Linked DNA regions of Homo sapiens: region 2 is linked to region 1. A link is a contact called in ENCODE Hi-C or POLR2A ChIA-PET data. All regions are on one chromosome and are shown on one strand. The core of a region is the stretch at or near the end of the contact, and the rest is flanking DNA. Distances in the headings are between cores, read along the strand shown. Region 1 holds the start of GALNT15 (polypeptide N-acetylgalactosaminyltransferase 15). Region 2 has its middle 89 kb from the start of GALNT15.

Region 1 (6,934 bases), core at 4,254-6,753:
GGAACAAAGCTCCTTTGTTTCCCTCTCATACCCAAGCAGAACATTTCCTGGGACCAGAGAGAAGCAACTTGAGTGTGGGCCCCTTTCTTGTCATGTAAGGGAGATGTGTTCTTTACACTAGTGCTCTAAGACCTTAGCATACATTAGAAGCATTCAGAGGGCTTGTTAAAACATAGAAGCCCAGGCCCACCCCCATAAATACTGGCTCAGTAAGTCTGAGAAAGGCCTAAGAAGGACCTTTGTTCTTGGTTACCTTTTGATATGGTTTGGCTGTGTCCCCACCCAAATCTCATCTTGAATTGTAACTCCCACAATTCCCATGTGTCCTGGGAGGAACCCAGTGGGAGGCGATTGAATTATGGGGGTGGGTCTTTCCTGTGCTGTTCTCACAATAGTGAATGAGTCTCATGAGATCTGATGGTTTTAAAAGTGGGAGTTTCCTGCACAAGCTCTCGCTCTCTGCCTGCTGCCATCCATGTAAGACATGACTTGCTTCTCCTTGTCTTCCACCATGATTATGAGGCCTCCCCAGCCATGTGGAACTGTAAGTCCATTAAACATCTTTTTCTTCCCAGTCTCAAGTATGTCTTTATCAGCAGCATGAAAATGGATTAATATGCCCTTGCATTCAGTGATGGCCCTGCTGGTCATAGCTGTGCACAGAGAAGGCACTTCAGGCACTGCGGACACCAGGCCTCTTCATGTTAGCCCTGTGTAAAAGCCATTCCCTGCCCATGCTTGCCTCTGTGCCATTTAGACACACAGTAAGATCCTACTCTGTAGTGCTGTTCCTTCACAATAAAATCCATAGCCAGATCATGAAAGAGGAAAGAGAGAGTGGGCTAGGCTACCTTGGGCAGACTGAGGGAAGGGAGGAGTTGGGGTTGGTCATTTGCATAAGTGGTTGCATGCCATCCATTTCCCTTCTTCCCTTTCTGAGGTCCTAGGGTGTTACCTTGTTGTTAAGAATTTATTTATTGCATAATGCATAGTGTATATCATATCACTCATCTCTGAGAGTCATTTATTGGACAACCATGTGTTGCCGGGCCAGGCACTGTGCTGAGTGTGAGAGAGACAAAGACGGAACAACCACTAATGGAGGAGACCAAAAAGCAAACAGCCATCACTGTGTGTTATAGCTGTCTCAGTCCATTTGTGTTGCTGTAAAGGAATACCTGAGGCTGGGTAATTTATAAAGAAGTTTATTTGGCTTGCACTTCTGCAGGCTGTACAAGAAGACTGTGCCAACATCTGCTTCTGATGAGGACCTCAAGCTGCTTCCATTCATGGTGGAAGGCAAAGGGGAACCTGCACCTGCAGGGATTACATGGCGAGAAAGGGATTAAGCAAGAAATGGGGGCGATGCCAGCCTCCTTTTAACAACCAGATGTCACAGGAACCAACAGAGTGAGAATTCATTCACCCGGTCTCCCTCTGCTCCAAGCAGGAAATTCACCTATTCATGAAGGATCCACCCTCATGACCCAGACACCTCCCATTAGGCCCCACCTCTAACACTGGGAATTAAATTTCGACATGAAGTTTGGAGGAACAAACATTCAAACCATAGCACCAAGTCAAACAAAAAAATGCCTGGGGTTAAGTTATTTGGGGAATTGCCTCTCTAGCTTCCCTTATTCTTGCTCTTTTCACCTCAGCTTGAGATGGGAAGAACAGCGACTGGGCCGTTGATGACATCTTCTTGAATTGCTTGGGCCAGGTCTGCTATTGCTTTGCAGAATTTTTTGTTTTTCACTAGCTGATGTCTACTGTTCCTTTCATGAATACTCTCAGTCTCTGATTTGTTCTGGCACTTTAACCTGCCATCCATCTGAACAGAAAAATTTCATTTTTTTCTAGGAAAACAGCAGAATTGTTAACACCAAAGCTGCCATGGCTTATGAGAAAACAGACAGATGAAAAGCTAAAGAGAGAAACATACAGAAACCCCAGTGGCGGTCTAATTGGGGTGTTGATCATCTCACCTCTCTGAGCAATGAGACAGCCTGGAGGTTAGATCAACAATGCTCTGAGTCCCAGGAGAGACCCACGGCCTGCATCTGGGACTTCACCAGATCTAGTTTATCTTGAACTGGAGCCAAGAATCCCAGGCCAGAGTCACCCAGCCCCAGTTCTTTTGGGAGCCTTTTTTCATGGGCTGTCTCTGTCATGGGAAGGCCATGGGCTGAGGAGGTTAGTGTGATGCCTAACCTCACTAGAGGTTGAGGAAGGAGATGGAATGGGAGAAGGAGAGATGGAAATGACAGAGCTAGAGCAAGAGTTGAGAGAAGGCAGAGGAGGGTGGGAGGGTGGGGAGGGCAAGAGGAACTGTATCCGTTTCCTGCGGCTGCCATAACAAAGTCCCACAAGTGGGTGGCTTAAATAACAGAAATGTATGATCTCACAGTTGTAGCAACAAGAAGTCCATGATCAAGGTGTTGGCAGTGCTGGTTCTTTCTTAGGACTGTGAAGGACAGTCTGTTTCATGTCTCTCCTAGCTATCAGTGATTTCCTGGCCATCTTTGATATTCCTTGGCTTTTAGATGTGTCACCCAGGTCTGCCCTCTTCTTCACATGATGTTCTCTGTGTATGCCTGTCTCTGCCCAATTGTCCCCTTTTTGTAACAATACCAGTCATATTAGATTAGGGCCCACCCTAACAACCTCCTTTTAACCTGATAATCTACAAAGATCCTATTTGCTGTCAAGGCCCCCTTCACAGGTTCCCCAGCAGAGGCAGGGCTTCAGTGTAATTTTGGAGGACACGATTCAACCCATGATAGGAGCAAGGGTGAGAAAGAGAGGAGAAGGGAGCAAGGTCTGGGCCTCATGTGCCAAGTGATGGTGGGGGATGGGAAGAACTGGCAGCAAAGCTGTCAGGGACAGCAGCAAAGGCCTGGGGAGTGGAAAAATGTGCTTTGTGTACTCTGGAAAAACAGCAGTGAACAAGCAAACAAAAGCCCTACCCTTGTGGAGCTTATGTTTTATGGGAGTGGGTGGAGAAACAGACAATAAACACCTTAGTATTTTAATTTTCCAGGTGTTGAGAAGAGCCACAGAGATTCTCAAAGAAAGCCCCATGTTGATGAGGGGTTTCAATGTAGAATGGGGGGTCCACGAAGCCTTCACTAAATAGGTGACATTGGAGTGAACACAAAAATGAAGAAATGAGCCACATGGATGACTTTCTGGGGAACACAAAAATGAAGAAATGAGCCATATGGATGACTTTCTGGGGAAAGAGTGCTCAAGCAGTGGGCTGGCCAGGGTGACAGCCCTGGGGTGGGCTGTTCTTGGTAAGTTCAAGCACAGCGTTGCTAGAGATGAGTGGAAGATGGTGACTCTGCACACTCAGTTTTCTGAAGGCCTCCTGGATTTGGAACCTTCTAATCCTTCATCCTCATTAACCTCAAAATGTCCCCAGATATTCTGAACTACATCTCCCAGGGTGTCTGCCTCTTGAATTTGGAAATGACACAGTATTCCCACCTGGCAATACACCGTGATTTGAGATTTGGAAGACACAATTCAATCCAGAAATTGCTAAGCACTGTCCACTGGGGCATTACAATGGGATTCCAGGAGAACAACCACACATAACCCACTATTTCACCTCTGACTTCATGAAAACACACGTGTATACATGCTTGTGCACGTGAGTGTGCACAGACACACCACACACACTGGAAGAAACAACTGAGTCAAAAGGTAAAACATTTTTTTCCACAAACATTTTAGCTGACATTCTAAGATCAAAATAAAGACAAAAACAATGAGCAAGTTCATTGCAGGACTTCCCCAATGGCAGTTTTCCCCCCTCCACTCTTGGTTGCAGACAGCATGGCTGCTTTACAGCCATCAGAAGAAACACTGCTCATGGTGATGGTCAGCTATCCTTCAACCTGTTCAAGCCAGAAGCCTGAAAACTGAGCATGCTGGATTCTCTTCTCCCTTCTACCTACCTCACTCCCTCAGTGATCTCAGGTCTCACGGCTTCAAACACTATCTGAGTGCTGCTGGAGTCCAGCTTTGTATATGCAGGCCAGACCTCCCCCTGACCTTCAGCTATCCTACAACTGCTGCCTTCACTTCATCTCCTCTTAGCTGTCTAGAGGACATCTCGAATGTCACATGTTCCAAATCAAGCCACTGGCATGCATTCATCTCCTTCCACCTTCTCTCCTTCCCCATCTTGGTTAATGGCAAGTCTATTCTTCCAACTACTCAGAACAAAAATTTGAACTCATCTTGACTCTTCTCTTCCTCTCACATTAGTCATTAATTCATCAGCAAATCCTATAGGTTCTTCCTTAAAGTATATCCACAAGCTGACCCCTGTCACCACCGATGCCACTTAGTGCAAGCCAAGAACCTCTTGGTTGGTCTCCCTGCTCCTGCTTTTTGCCCCCCACTGATTAGTCTCAACCCAGCAGCCAGAATGATCCAGTTAAAACCCAAGTCAGATTGTGTCTCTCCTCTAAGGGCTCCCCTCTCACTCAGAGGAAAAGCCAAAGTTCCTTCAATGCAACCAGGGGGTGTCCTGCATGGTCCTCCTGCCCCCCGCCCCCTTGCCTCTCTTATTCCACTTCCCATCAGGCTCCACCCTGCTCTCTTTGCTTCAGCCATGCCGGCTGTTCCTCAGACATGCCAGCATACTCTTGCCTTGGAACCTTCACATTTATCATTCTGTCTGCCCCGAACACTCAACCTCAAATAGCTGTGCAGCCCTCTCCTTTACACAAATGGTAACTCTTCCATGAAACCTTTCTCCACCACTCAATGTCCATTTCCAAGCCCAGCCCATGCTCCCCAGCCCCATCCCTGCTCTGCTTTTTTGCCTTCATCCTCATCACTATCTGACCCAGTGGATAGTTTTAATTGTATCTGTCACTAGAATGCAAGCTCCATGAGACACACATTTTTGTCTGTGTTATTCATTGCTCTACTTCCAGTTCCCAGAACAATTTTGGCACATAGCATGTGTTCATTAATTATGTGTTGGTTAAATGAAGGAAGCTTTATGAGGGAAAGAGCATGCCACTCCTCTTCCAGCGTCCCCCTTGGTGGCCAGGGCAGAGCAGGCATTCAGCTGCTCTTGTGGGAGAAGAAGGGACTTGCAAGATCATCTCCCTTAGCTCCCTCATTTTCAGGAGGCCAGGGACAGTGGTCCCCAGGAAGGGAAGGAGAGTCCAACCTAGTTTGCCTGATCCCCCATGGGAGGCTGAGGTTGCAAACAGACAGCTGCAGCTCCTTGCAGCTATGCCACACACACAGCCTTTCTGAATCAGAGGGTATTAGTCTTTCCTTCTGAACTCTTGGGATATTCCTGTTTTGATTTGGCTCTAGCAGTGACCACACCGAGTTGTGCAAAGCCTGGGAACAGTGAGGGCATTAGGACCAGGAGTGACGCGCACGCTTGGCTCTGGGTTGTGTCTGGCAGAGGGCTCTCGGCTGAGTGGAGCTATGTGTGAAAGGAAACCAGGCACTGCCTGCCGGCTTTACATCTGTTGATCTGACCTGACTGGAAGCGTCCAAAGAGGGACGGCTGTCAGCCCTGCTTGACTGAGAACCCACCAGCTCATCCCAGACACCTCATAGCAACCTATTTATACAAAGGGGGAAAGAAACACCTGAGCAGAATGGAATCATTATTTTTTTCCCAAGGAGAAAACCGGGGTAAAGGGAGGGAAGCAATTCAATTTGAAGTCCCTGTGAATGGGCTTTCAGAAGGCAATTAAAGAAATCCACTCAGAGAGGACTTGGGGTGAAACTTGGGTCCTGTGGTTTTCTGATTGTAAGTGGAAGCAGGTCTTGCACACGCTGTTGGCAAATGTCAGGACCAGGTTAAGTGACTGGCAGAAAAACTTCCAGGTGGAACAAGCAACCCAGGTTCTGCTGCAAGCTTGAAGGAGCCTGGAGCGGGAGAAAGCTAACTTGAACATGACCTGTTGCATTTGGCAAGTTCTAGCAACATGCTCCTAAGGAAGCGATACAGGCACAGACCATGCAGACTCCAGTTCCTCCTGCTGCTCCTGATGCTGGGATGCGTCCTGATGATGGTGGCGATGTTGCACCCTCCCCACCACACCCTGCACCAGACTGTCACAGCCCAAGCCAGCAAGCACAGCCCTGAAGCCAGGTACCGCCTGGACTTTGGGGAATCCCAGGATTGGGTACTGGAAGCTGAGGATGAGGGTGAAGAGTACAGCCCTCTGGAGGGCCTGCCACCCTTTATCTCACTGCGGGAGGATCAGCTGCTGGTGGCCGTGGCCTTACCCCAGGCCAGAAGGAACCAGAGCCAGGGCAGGAGAGGTGGGAGCTACCGCCTCATCAAGCAGCCAAGGAGGCAGGATAAGGAAGCCCCAAAGAGGGACTGGGGGGCTGATGAGGACGGGGAGGTGTCTGAAGAAGAGGAGTTGACCCCGTTCAGCCTGGACCCACGTGGCCTCCAGGAGGCACTCAGTGCCCGCATCCCCCTCCAGAGGGCTCTGCCCGAGGTGCGGCACCCACTGTAAGTAAGGCCCTTGTTTTCCCTTCCCTGATCCCAGGGCATGATCGGGTGGTAGCAAACTCGGGAATGCAAACTTTCCGTAGCCTGCCTCTCCTGACTTAGAGCAAGTGCTTTTCAAGATGCAGTACCTGGGCCAGCAGCGTCAGCAGCCCCTGGGCACTGGTGGGTTCTCAGAAATGCAGATTCTCAGACCCCATCCCAGACCTGCCAAACAAGAAACTCTGGGTGGGGTCCAGTGGTCTGTATGAACAAGCCCTTCAGGTGAGAATCATTGTCCTAGAAAGCAGAAAGTGAGGACTCTTGCTTGTTCATTCTCTTCTCCGTCCTGGGTTCTAGTTCTTCTGTCTTTAGGTCAAATGGCTTTATTTCTATAACACAGAAGGGAGGTTAGAGCAGACATTTGCCAGTTCTAACACTCTG
Region 2 (6,993 bases), core at 2,768-5,267, 88 kb before region 1:
GAGCCCTCCAAACTGTTCTAGCCTCTGCCAGTTACCCAGTTCCAAAGTTGCTTCCACATTTTTGGGTACCCCACTCTACCAGTACCAATTTACTGTATTAGTCTGATCTCATGCTTCTAATAAAGACATATCTGAGACTGGGTAATTTATAAAGAAAAGAGATTTAATGGATTCACAGTTCCATATGGCTGGGGAGGCCTCACAATCATGGTGGAAGGCAAAGGAGATACAAAGGCACGTCTTACATGGTGAGAACAGTATGGGAGAAACTGCTCCCATTATTCAATTATCTTCACCTGGCCCTGCCCTTGACACATGGGGATTATTACAATTCGAGGTGAGATTTGGGTGGGGACATAGCCAAACCATATCGGTGTGATGTTGCTGTTGAGAGTGATGGTGGCAATGGCAGCAGTGGTGGGTGGTGTTGTTAGTGATCGTGGTAATATATGTATATATTTTTTTAGAGACAAGGTCTTGCTCTGTTGCCCAGGTTGAAGTGCAGTGTCACAATCATAGCTTGCTGTAGCCTCCAACTCCTGGACTCAAATGATCCCCCTGCCTCAGCCTCCCAAATGCTGGGATTACAAGCATGAGCCACTTAACCTGGCTGATGGTGTTAGTACTGATGATGGTGTTAGAGTGATGTGATGGTGGTTCTGGCAATGATGAGCTGTGTGATGAAGGTGGTGATGGTGGTGGTGGTGATGGTAGGTGGTATGATTGTGGTGGAGGGGAGTGAAGATGGTGGTGGTGATTAGTGGTGATGCAGTGGTGATAGTAGGAACACTATATGGTATGGCAATGGTGGCGGAAGTGTTGGCGGTAGGTTGTGTGATGGAAGTGGAGGTGGTGGTGGTGGTGGTGCTGATCATGGCTGGTGGTGAGATGGTGTGGTGGAGGTGGTAGTTTTGGTGGTGATGATGGTTGGGGCTGATGTTGGCCATGGTTGGTAGTGGTGAAACCCAATCAATCCTTTCTCTTCTAGGAGATCCCTGGGATTCTTTTATAACTTATGCAGATCTTCCTCAGACCTTTGCATGCCACAGGAGAAACAACTTCCCTAGTCAAATAAAAGGTATTTTTCCCCATGGCAGGGCCTTCCCAAGCTTACATCTTCCTAGCAAGGAGTTGCCCTGAAGATGTGCTCAATTGTGACTTGACAGCTTCTTTTGCTAAAGAAGAAGGGGAAAAAATCCCTGATTGCTACTTCACTACCCAATTTTTGGTTCACTACAATCAACTATATACAGTTTTCATTCTATTTTATGGACTCAGACATCCCTTGTCAAACCCATACTTGTCCTAATAAAGTCCCTAGTGAGTGAACCTCTTCAGGTATTAAAGATAGGGGGCCCAGGCAGGATGAAACTAATGGACAACTATGTTGTAAGGAGTCTTGTGCCTTATCAACCTCCCTCAGCACCCCCAGATTGAACCTGCATAACAGAATCTGTTTTGTATCTCTGGCTGTAACTCCCATTTGCTATGTGCTAGGCACCATGCTAAGTGCTTCACATAAATGATCCCAGTGTAATTCTTAGCAAAAATGGTGTGAGGGAAGCAATATTATTCCTACTATAAATTTGAAGAGGCCAAAACTCAGAGAGGGGAAGCTCTCACAGCTGACAAGTGTGTAAGTAATGAGTGTGTGTAAGGAACGGCCATACACATGCTTATCGTGGCTCACCTCATTGTTACAATTCAGTTGATCACAGATTGAAATGCCTAACAAGGACATCTTCTTTTTCTTTTTCTTTCTCTTCTTCTTTCTTTTTTTTTTTTTGAGACATGGTCTCACTCTTGCCACCTAAGCTGGAGTGCAGTGGCATGATCTCAGCTCACTGCAGCCTCAACTTCCTGTGATCAGGTCTCGCACCTCAGAATCCTGAGTAGCTGGAACCACAGGCACACACCACCACACCTGGATACTTTTTTGTAATTTTTTAGTAGAGATGGGGTTTCATCATGTTGCCCAGGCTGGTCTCGAACTCCTGGGCTCAAGTGATCCACCCACCTTGGCCTCCCAAATTGTTGGGATTATAGGCGTGAGGCACCACACCTGGCCTCTTTTTTTTTTTTTTTAAATTAACTTTTAAGTTCAGGGGTACATATGCAGGTTGGTTATATAGGTAAACTTGTGTTGTGGGGTTTGTTGTACAGATTATTTTGTCACCCAGGTATTCAGCTTAGTACCCATTAGTTATTTTTCCTGAACTTCTCCCTCCTCCCACCCTTCACCCTTTGATAGGCCCCAGTGTGTATTTTTCTCCTCTATGTGTCCATGTGTTCTCCTCATTTAGCTCCCAGTTATAAGTGAGAACATGTGGTATTTGGTTTTCTGTTCCTGCATTAGTTTGCTAAGGATAATGACCTCCAGCTCCATCCATGTTCCTGCAAAGGACATAATCTTGTGGTTTTTTTATGGCTGCATAGTATTCCATGGTATATATATGTACCACACTTTTTTTGTCTGTCTACCGTTGATGGGCATTTAGGTTGATTTTATGTCTTTGCTATTGTGAATAGTGTGCTACAATGAACATAAGCATGCATGTTTCTTTATGACAGAATGATTTATATCCCTTTGAGTATATACCTAGTAATGGAATTGCTGAGTCAAGTGGTATTTCCGTTTTTAGGTCTTTGAGGAATTGCCACATTGTCTTCCACATGGCTGAACTATTTATACTCCCACCAACAGTGTATAAGCGTTTCTTTTTCTCCACAACCTCGCCAGCACCTGTTATTTTTTAACATTTTAATAATAGCCATTCTGACTGGTATGAGATGGTATCTCATTGTTGTTTTGATTTACATTTCTCCAATGATCAGTCATGTTGAGCATTTTTTCATGTGATTGCTGGCCACATGTATGTCTTCTTTTTAAATGTATCTATTCATGTCCTTTGCCCACTTTTTAATGAGTTTTTTTTTCTTGTACACTTAAAGTTCCTTATAAATGCTGGATATTAGACCTTTGTCAGATGCCTAGTTTGCAAAAATGTTCTCCCATTCTGTAGGTTGTCTTTCACTCTTAATCCTTTCTTTTGCTGTGCAGAAGCTCTTTGGCTTAATTAGATCTCATTTGTCAATCTTTGCTTTTGTTGCAATTACTTTTGGTGTCTTCGTCATGTAATCTTTGCCTGTTCCCACGTCCAGAATTGTTTTGCAACAAGGACGTTTTTAACCTAGCCATGGTGCTGGAGCAATAATTGATTTCATTTGTCCAAAGACCTGGTGTGCTTGCAGGGGCCCCTTAGAAAGGAAACACACAGAAAGACAAGGAGCTATCACTATTAATGTGAGTTTTCAATGTCCTGTTAAAGCCAACACTGAATTTCTGACCAAAAAAATAAAGCGGATATTTCTGTGACTGAAATCAAGTCATTCAGGAACTGTTCCCAATAAAAAGCTCCTATTCCTTTTGATCTGGGATTGTCCCTCCAGAATAATACAGAGGAAAGGCTGGTTTGGAAAAAGTATGTTTTTCTATGAATTTTATTTTAAAACAAATATTTAAAGAGCTTTCTTTTTGCAACATATTTTGTTAAAAGAGCTTCTCTCTCATAACAAAGCCACAGGTCTTCCTCTGAGAGCTGAGAAAAGGAGGCGTCTGCCAAGTCTGGTGGCTTGGAGCCAGTTCATCTCGAAGCAAGGGCTGATGGGTAGAGCGAGACACACAATGGGCCAGTTTTAGAAAACTGGGAAACATGGGGCTGTTTCGCCCACTCCCAGGTTAGCAGCCGTGTGGGTTTGGTTCACGCTTCAAGGCAGGGCAACAGGGATGGCCATAGCACCTTTGGGGTGAAACCAAATATTAGACAGCCTGACCCCAAAGGAAACCTGAAGCAAGTTGCAAATTATATTGGGAAACAGTGGGTGATGGGGAGCAATAAAAGGAAAGAGCTCTTGCAGATGCAGCCACAGGACCTGAGGGTGATGTTGAACCGACTCCTGCAAGCCCTGTAATCCAGGCCGCCAAGCTAAGAAAAATCGCAGCCAGAGACCAAGGAGTTGCCTCTAAATGCCACTTGCTTTCTGGTACTACAAGCAAGTTGTACCTATCATTATCCTCCGGGAAAACGCCAGGGGAAGCTGTAATAGTCCCTGCAGGGCTATGCAAACGCCTGCACCTCAGCATTTTCTGATGGTCGTGCCTGCCAATGATTTTATGAGGAGGAACATGGAGAGGGGAAGGTGCAGGAAGGGATTGGCTCTGAACCCCAAGGCCTCTGAAAGCAGACGGCCAGGAGGGACCCGGAGTGTTGGAGGCTTTCTGCAAGGCCTCCATGGGTCTCTTCTTCCTGTGAGCACTTGGTGCCTCCTTCTCCCTCTCAAGGAGAGGAAGGAGACAGTGGGGACAGAGTTCTAGGGACCTTCCCAAGTCTTGTTGGCCCTGGGAGAATTGAGAAGGTCCCGAGGAGCCAGGAGGCAGGAGGGGGCAGGGGCTGTTTCCTTAGTAACCCCTCTGTTGTGGCAACAGCAGGACAGTCTCTCTGCCTTTATGTTTCCCTATAGACCTGTGGCAAGCCCTTCCCAGTGTGCCAGTGGAAACTGCACTAATGATTTGGTTTTCCCAAAGATTTCACCATCAGTCTCTCTTGGGCTGGTAAGCAAAGGGCAGGTTGGACCTGACTTGATGATAGGCACCTTAGGTGCCAGAATGAAGGTACCAAAAACATGGGAAAGGAAGATATGGAGTACATTTCATTGCCACCAAAACATGGCAGGGAGCCTTGCATCCTTAGGCCATTTTACTGCCACTTTTTCACACCATACTATACTTTATGGCAGAAAAGTATTCAACCCTGTTGATCTTCCTCCATATGTCAGTCCTGGAATTATTCTTTCACTTATTGATTCATTCAACAATTATTGATGGATTGCCTGGGAACTTGCTAGATGCTAGGGATATCATATCATAAAAACTAATATTTATTGGGTACATTATTATCCTTATGCTGCAGATAGGAAAACTGAGGAACAGAGAGGCGCTATGGCAGGGACCTTGTAGATCTGTCCTCTGTTCTTGGGAGCTTATATTTTGGTAGCAAAGATGGACATCAAACAAATGATTACACAACTATTTAATTATCATTGTGATGAATGTTATAAAGGAGATGGGCGTTTGCCACGGTCTTGGGAAAAGATGTGAAAAGGGACTGGGAAATAGCAAGAAGAACTGAAGACGAGTCTTTTGAGGAGTTTTTTTCTGAAGAATCCAGAGACAAGGCCATGAATGGGGGAAAGCATGAGAGGCGGTGAGGTCTTGAAGTTCCAGGACCACTTACAGGTGCCCGCGGTACCTCTCTTGCTCCAGCCTAGTACTGGCCTTGCCCAAAGACGATGAAATAAAGAAGTTTTCCTGGGAACACTGGAGTGTATGAGTTTGATGTTAAGATTGTCCAAAGTGTTAAGGATAAGAAATAATTGCAGTGGTGACTACCTTGAGAAGGTGAGGGGGAGGTATTGGCTGTATATGGGAACAGCAATACTTCATCATTTTAATGGAGGGAACGTGGAAGAGACAGATGCAGACAAATTGGGAGATTTGGTGGTGGAAAGATGGAAGAGTTTCTGTCTGATTGCTTTTTCTATTTTCTCAGTAAAATATCAGGCAAGATACTCATCTGGGAGCGAAGCAAGAGGAAGGGATGTGGGCAGTTTGAGGACAGAAAAGAAAGCTCGCAATGGTTGCATTGAGGAGTGGTGGGGCATGCCCTGGCAGTGTAGCAGGCTCTCCAGGCAGGGCCCCCTTAAGACTTGTGGTCATCATGAATTAAGTGTGAGACCAGCTGGCATTTTTTGTGAGACCAGTTATGCATTTTTCTCCAACAGGAATCTGCTACTCAGGTGGAGGTATGGAGTGGGTGGATGGTTGGGCTTAATCTGAATTGAGATTGAATCAGGTGAGCATATGAGAGAAAGAGAGAGGGGTGAGGGGGTGGGGAGATTGCTGGGCAGGGAATGGAACGATGAGGGGAAAAGGAGGGTTAGGACTGAAGGGGGCTAATGGATAAGGAAACAGTGGCTTCTGGATTGAAGGTCTCTGTGAAGATGCAGGCTTATTGGGTTGGAGTGGGCTGTCTGAGTAGAGTTAGCAGAAAGTTTTCTGAATTGTGCTTTTATTAGTGGTGACAAGGTCAGGAGAATGACAATGGTGAGGATAGCTGGGGGGCATTGGAAGGAAACTGAAATGGAGGTGAAGAAGTGAAAGAACAGAGGAGCCAAGTGTTGCGTGAGTCATTGCCAAGAAGGGTTTCAGAGCCAGGGTGAAGAGAAAAATAGGGAGTCAGGTGCCAGAAACTTGCATGATTCAGGGGATCACTTAAGGGTTGTTAGAGGACAGGACCAGAAATGAGTTGGAGTGGTCTAGTTCAGAAGCATGAACTTCAGAGTAGCTGGGGATTTTGAAGAGAGAATGTTGGAAAATGTCTTGGAAGTAGCAATGGGAAGCAAGGAGACCATCTGTGAGAGAACAAAAGAGGTGCCACTTGGTGGGCTGAAGGGAGGTGGTGTCTTCAGGGCAGACTTAAGCTCCAGAGTTAGGGCAAGAGCCTTCATGAAGGCTCAGAGAAGATGGCGGGGCTCCAGAAACTTTTGGTGATGGCTTAACATGGGCTCCAAGGGGCTCAGTGGAAGGACTTGAGGGCAGAGAGGGATAGAAGATTGAGTTGGTGTACACACAGAGCAGAAGAGAGAAAGTGGCCTCGGAAGGGATAAGAGTTGATCTGAGAGACTGAGACATCTGATAGTCTGAAAAATGGAGGCAAACTTTTTGGGGGTGGATGGGGAAGATTGCTAATAACTCTGCCAGTAATAACTTATATATTAAAAAATAATCATTTGATCACAAATACTGTTAGAAAACATCATGTCTCGAACTCACCTTGGGTTATAGCTCTCTTAAATTGTTCAGCTGTGCCCTTTTTGTGGACTTCACCAAATTGTCATTTGATTCCTTGACCTCTGCCCCTCCCAATCTGACAC

The links. A loop is a pair of places that touch in the nucleus more often than their neighbours do. ChIA-PET counts read pairs that join two places held with the same protein, here RNA polymerase II (POLR2A). Pooled maps may share reads with other maps.
Region 2: a pooled map shows a loop between it and region 1 (2.2-fold over the local background). The contact joins the enhancer-like site here to the promoter of GALNT15 in region 1. A Hi-C loop is called at or near these places in 3 of 168 maps with a recorded cell type or tissue (astrocyte of the cerebellum, endothelial cell of umbilical vein and ovary) and 4 of 50 pooled maps. POLR2A ChIA-PET finds 5 or more read pairs at or near these places in 3 of 52 experiments (AG04449, AG04450 and PC-9).

What each region holds. Positions count from the first base shown.
Region 1 is chr3:16,169,177-16,176,110 of GRCh38, forward strand. GALNT15 (polypeptide N-acetylgalactosaminyltransferase 15) reads left to right here and starts at 5,504. Exons shown (of 10, transcript NM_054110.5): 1 at 5,504-6,514. The coding sequence starts at 5,976.
Region 2 is chr3:16,082,422-16,089,414 of GRCh38, forward strand. No RefSeq gene overlaps it. Among named protein-coding and RNA genes, the nearest start is that of GALNT15, 89 kb to the right of the region's middle. Within about 2 kb of position 4,018, at least 13 of the 41 ENCODE cell types and tissues checked have a DNase peak (open chromatin) inside an H3K27ac peak, as active enhancers do; they include endothelial cell of umbilical vein and ovary, where a contact is called at or near this core.